2 separate regions of the Homo sapiens genome follow, and region 2 is linked to region 1. Evidence: chromatin loops called from intact Hi-C (ENCODE). Cell type or tissue: PC-3. All regions are shown on one strand. Each heading gives the region's core, and the rest is flanking DNA. Links, peaks and the distances in the headings are about the cores only.

Region 1 (2,937 bases), core at 254-2,753:
GATTTGCTTGTTACTCAGCATTTCACTGCAAAGCTATCTTTATCACTTTGTCAAAAATAGAATAAGTAGGATTTTTTCACAGATAAGTGGTTACCTAATAAATGACATTCTGCATACAGTTCCTTTAAACGGAAGCAAAAATACGATTACTAAAAGTTGGAGCCAAGTTGGAAATTGCAGGGAAAATAGAAAAGCTTCGTATAACCAATCCTCCTTGCCAGCTGCCAAAATAATGGAAACACTGCCAGACAAACAGAATCACATTAAATATAATCCTAAATCTAAGAGGAAACTAAAACTACACACATGAGTTTGGATTAGCTATTGAACATTATTATAATCTTACAATTAAAGAAAATTTTGGTATTCATATAGAACATTAGCAAGAAAGGTAAAAATTCAAAACCAATATTACTTATTGCTTCATGGTTTATATCATTCAGATAACCCACGAAGTGAGAAATAATATTGATGAATTTTCATGTTTTATTTAATACTCATTTCCTTAGGTGTTAGGAAAATATATAAACTCCTAGTATAATATTTTTGAAAAATATTACTAAAGGGTTTTCAGTGTAATATTTTGAACCTGGCTGTATGTTTTTGGTCTATACAATTATTTTTTATAATAATAACCTAAAAAACACTATAATTTAAAATACAGGCTTTTTTTGTTATACTAACCATTGCTTTAGATAATTTGTGGATGCTTAATGAATCGCATTTAGGAATGTCATTTCTAATGGCTTTAAACTGATTTTACTTATTTATAAATCAAATAAACCAGGTTAAATTCATAGAATTGTAGCACTGTGAGAACTCTGTCAATTTTCCCAAGGACCCTTTTATTTTGCAGATGAGAAATTTGTAAGTATGGAAAGGTCACTCAGAAAGCTTTGCAAACAGAAGTGAATTATTCACCATGGTAGCAGGACTGGCAGGAAGTTCCAGGTCTCCTGATTCCAGTCCAGACTTACCTCTCAGTGCCATGCTGCCTTTCTGTGAGAAACATACCTGATTCACTCTCAGTGTAATAGATTTCTTTAGCGATAATCCAGAGAACAACCTGGACCCTAAGGAAAACCAGTGAGTGTTGATCTCTATTTGCATCTGGTGAAGTAACACTGGACTCAGAGGTGGAGGATGCTACAGATTGATATAGAAAAATGGATTTCTAAGACCATTAAGGGGTGAGCCAATACAATGTTCAAGTCACTTATTGAATTCTTTTATTGGTTTTCCTTGTAAGGAAAATTGAAGTATCCTTCCAAAGAAAGCCATATCATAAATGAGGCATGATGCCCAGCAAGGGACATATATTTTTAAATAAGACTGGTTGGGATTGCTACTAGCGAGGACACCTGAGAATGGCATAAAGATGAAAAGCACAGCACAGTGTTGACAGAATGTTACCTCTCCATCAGTAACACAATTTGAGTTTTGTGCTTTGTTTGCATTTGGCTGACTGTGCTAGTTCAGTCCATTTTCACCCCCCTTCTCCTCAATATAATTAAATCAATTTTATATGCTGAGTGTGTGATGACTCAGTGTAGTTGTTTTTGCTGCCAGTGGAAACGGTTTGCTCTCTATATTTCATGCGGATTCTCTTTCTATTAACAAAAATGGAATTTTCAGGCTTATTACAAGATTAAATTCCTGATAGAATTAAAGGTGGTTGATCCTTTCTTACCATTTCCAAAACAATTTTTCTCTTGGGAGCTACCATTCTGAAAGCTAGAACTCCAAACCACAATTTCTTTCTGAATTAAGTTTATTTACCCATTGGGAAAAAGTTTAGAAGTACATCACCAAAATTAACGGAGGGCTTAAATGATGTAAAACTGAATTATTCGAAATGGATGAAAAAATCTTACATAATGGTGTACATAATCCCTTCAAAGTATTTAAGAGATGTGAGGCGCTAAATGACCTGTGACCCCAGGAACACTACTGTCTAAGATTTTAATACAATGACCCAGGATGCTAACCTTGTAAAGCAATGATTTCTTTTCTATTGTCTTTCAATGTTAAAGATGCAAAGTAAAATTTTAAGGGGCTGAGAGATTGGTTCCCTTCTATCTCATAGCAAATATATTAAAATAGTGTTAATTTATTGTTCACATACGAATTGAGTCTCTAGTCAATTTTTCTTATGGGATATAATAGCAGTCCATCAACAGCCACTGAAACTAATTAAAATAAATAAATACTGTTTACTCTTACTTTATTTCTTTTTAAAAATCTGTTCTCCCTTTGAAACAGGGTTGATTTTTCAGTTTTCTGTTTATGTGCATGACAAAGATAGATCTCTTTTTATGAGAGAATATCTTAAAAATTCATGGTTAAAACCATGTCTGGAGGGATCCGGGCATGATGGCTCATGCCTGCAATCTCAGCACTTCGGGATGCTAAGATGGGTGGATCCCTTGAGTGTAGGAGTTAAAGACCAGCCTTGGTAACATGGCAAAACCTGGTCTCTACTAAAACTACAAACAATTAGCAGGACGTGGTTGTGCATACCTGTTGCCCCAGCTACTTGGGGGACTGAGGCAGAAGGCTCACTTGAGCCTGGGAGGTCAAGGCTGCAATGAGCCCTGATCAAGCCACTGCATGCCAGCCTGGGTGACAGAGTGAGACTCTGTCTCAAAAATAAATGAATAAATAAATAAAACTATGTTTGGAGAAGTTGTTCTCTATTTTACACACTTTGAACAAGAAGAGTTTGCTAATCTAAATAGAGAATGTTTATTATTCTATTATTTTAATTGAGTCATTGTTTTTTCTCAAAGAGCTTAAAGTAGAGCCTAAATTCTGTTAGATCAAAGAACTGTATTCAGATAACTGAAAGGGTTTATTCCCAAATATCTTAGTCAGCTTGGGCTGCTATAACAAATACTAGGTAGTTTTAACAGCATACATTTATTTCTTATAGTTCTG
Region 2 (2,937 bases), core at 249-2,748, 490 kb before region 1:
AAATCTCAGTAAATTTAAAAGTATTCAAGTCATACACAGTATGTTCTCCAACTACAAAGAAATTCCATTTAAATCAATAACAGAACAATATCTGGAAAATCATCAAATATTTAGATAGTAAATAATGCTTCTGAACAATTCAAGAGTTCAAGTAAAAAATCAAATGGGAAATTAAAATGTATTTTGAATTGAAAGAAAATTAAAATTCAACATATCAAAATTTGCGGGAAGTAGAGGACACAGCACTCAGGAAATATTGTAGCACTAAGCACTTGGGAGAAAAAGAAGAAAGTTCTTACATTGTTGAGCTCAGTTTACAAATTAAGAATCTAGAAAAATAAAATCAAATGAATCTCAAAGTAGATTGAGTAGATAGAATAATAAAAACAGCAGTTTAATAAAATCAAAACAAGGAAAAAATAGAAGAGAAAACCAAGGAAATCAAACAATCAAATTTATCTGCTTATCTACCACTTAGGATATGAAAGAGGAGAAGAGGAAGAAGGAAAAAGAGAAGGAGCTTCAATGCAAACAAGATCCTGTCTGTCTCAGGGAGTTACTTGCAGACACTTTTGGAATAATGTATGGCCCACGGGAGGAACTCAATAAGTAGTCGGTGAATAAATTAATTAATATTTCATTGAATATATTCTTATAAGAGCATCCTTTTTTTCTGATTAAATAGCATGAGGCATTAGATAGAAAGCATTCTGTGTTCCCAGGTGTGGTGTTGTGGCAAAATATTTTGTGATTAAAAAAAATACTCTCCATAGTTTTTGACATAATGAAACATCATTTTGTTAAATTTTTCCTAGCACAATGTATTATGCAATTGTAGAGAACACGCAGAGCAAAATGAAGGCTGGTCTTAAGTATATGCTACATGAGAAGAGTGAACACTGCCTATAGAACATCTATCCAAACTTCAAGCAAGCAACAAAAGCATTCAGGTGTATTTTAAAATTTAATTTTACTTTTATGTAATGTTTCACTTGTACTTGCCTGTTATGGGGATCACATTATGGATATGTCTAGCAAAAAAAAATGCTATTTCTTGTACAATACACCTGTGCAGAATCACAAGAATTCATGCTACTTCTTTGAAAATATACTATTCAAGGAATATATAGTATTTTACAAATAAGAATATTTTCTTATTGATTCTTATTTAAAAATTCTACATTTTAATTATCTATGGACATTTTATTTTCAAGAGATAAGTTTCTTTAAGGTATTTAATGTCTCTAATCTATGGTTGCTAATTTAAGCTAACGGTTTTCCAAATCTACAGAACTTCACCATATTTAGTATTATGTGAGCAAACCTAAATATACATTTATTAAAATAAATGTAAGATAAATGCATGTTTTAAGTAAAATGTTCTCTTTTAAACTGTCTTAAGCAATGGAGAATATTAACGACTACTTTAGCCAGGAAAATTAGATTCAATCATTCTGTAAAGACACTAGTTTATTAATTTTTCCCTAGTCACATCACAATAATGTCTATTTCCGTGTGAAAGTGCTTAAACTGTAAAAGTAAACAGAATAAAGTGCACAGCAGTTAAGAACCTAACAGATGCATAATTTTGATAATTATTGCACACTTCATTTAACCATAACACAATCACACATCAGCCTGGTCTTTTCTAAAAATATTTGAATATGAAAATACTTTGTTTTCAGCAGCATATTTTACCACTAGGTGGTAGTATCTCCTTTATTCTTCATTGAAATGGCATTCAGCATCTGAAGATCACAATTTCTGTTTATAGATTTAAATAGTGATGAATCAAAGAAAACGCATTATTTGCAGTGAAATTTTGCTTCTTAACCCTCGATATTCTGTAAGACTTCGGCTTTATTTCATGTTTCCAGGAGTCTGGTAAAGATGTACGAGTTAAATGTATTTACAATGGTTATTGTTGATGTTTGTTATTATTAAAAGAATAGGAATGTCATTGAGTTTCTTAATATCTTGAGAGTGGTCTAGACAATATGTATTGCCCCAGATTGAAATAACATCACTCTGTACAGCTGGATTATTTTGATACTTAGGTTATAATTTACAGACTTTCTATCTCACCACCCCTACAAAAATAATTGCTCTTCTATAAATGTTCTACTTGGTGAGAAGGATCAACATTTCAGTATTTTCAAAACAGCAGAAAACACAATGTAATATAATTTATTTTTTTAGTTAAGTATAACAAAAGATTTTACGGGGATATTAGTGAGCTATTTCTCTTCCCTGCTCTTTTCTTTTAATCGGTGTTTATATTGGTTCTAAAGAAGTCCTGAGAATACCTATGACATTGTTATTTTCAATAGTTACCACCATACATTTTATGCAATGTTTTTGGAAATGTGATCTATTTCTACAGATTTACTTATTATGAAAAATTAAACATTCTTAATATGAAATATTGGTAAATTTTTAGAAAGTTATGCTTCTCAAATACAAATGATATATATGTAAACCAGGATAAACAAACTGGAGAACAATTAGGCAATATGTTTGTATTTTGAAAAGATAAATGAGTACTGAATATATATTTCCAAAGAAATATTCAGAAAGAGTGAACAAATCGGCCGTAAAGATGTCTAGTATAGTATTATTTACAACAGTAAAACATTTGATACAATCTCAATATTCAGTAATAAGAACTTGTCAATTTTTCATGATACGTCATACAATGGGAAATAAATATGAAAATACTATTAGATAAGAATATTTATCAACATGAAAAATTTATGGTTAAAAATCAAACTAAATTTTTTAAAACATTAAGAAAATGACTTTTGTAAAATATACTGATGTGTTTATACCTATGTGTGTATCTAAACCCATATGTATAACATCATGCCTCCAAATATTTTTTTGGGTTGGCATATCTGGAAAACAACATTGGCCTTCAGATTAGCTACAATAATAAAA

The links. A loop is a pair of places that touch in the nucleus more often than their neighbours do. Peaks named below come from ENCODE experiments on the same cell type or tissue, not always from the same donor. Only the 100,000 strongest peaks of a DNase experiment are listed, where the experiment ranks them.
Region 2: a loop joins it to region 1, with 3 times the contacts of the local background. A loop is called at or near these places in 1 of 110 quality-filtered maps.

The regions. Positions count from the first base shown.
Region 1 is chr21:24,022,163-24,025,099 of GRCh38, reverse strand. No RefSeq gene overlaps it. Among named protein-coding and RNA genes, the nearest start is that of LINC01689, 300 kb to the left of the region's middle. In PC-3, for the core only: no CTCF peak of the experiment used is centred there; a DNase peak (open chromatin) is centred at 1,489; H3K4me3 peaks cover 419 bases; H3K27ac peaks cover 1,178 bases.
Region 2 is chr21:24,513,078-24,516,014 of GRCh38, reverse strand. All of the region lies in intron 1 of LINC01684 (long intergenic non-protein coding RNA 1684), which reads right to left. Among named protein-coding and RNA genes, the nearest start is that of LINC01684, 86 kb to the right of the region's middle. In PC-3, for the core only: a CTCF peak has its summit at 1,712 (motif pointing right); no DNase peak of the experiment used is centred there.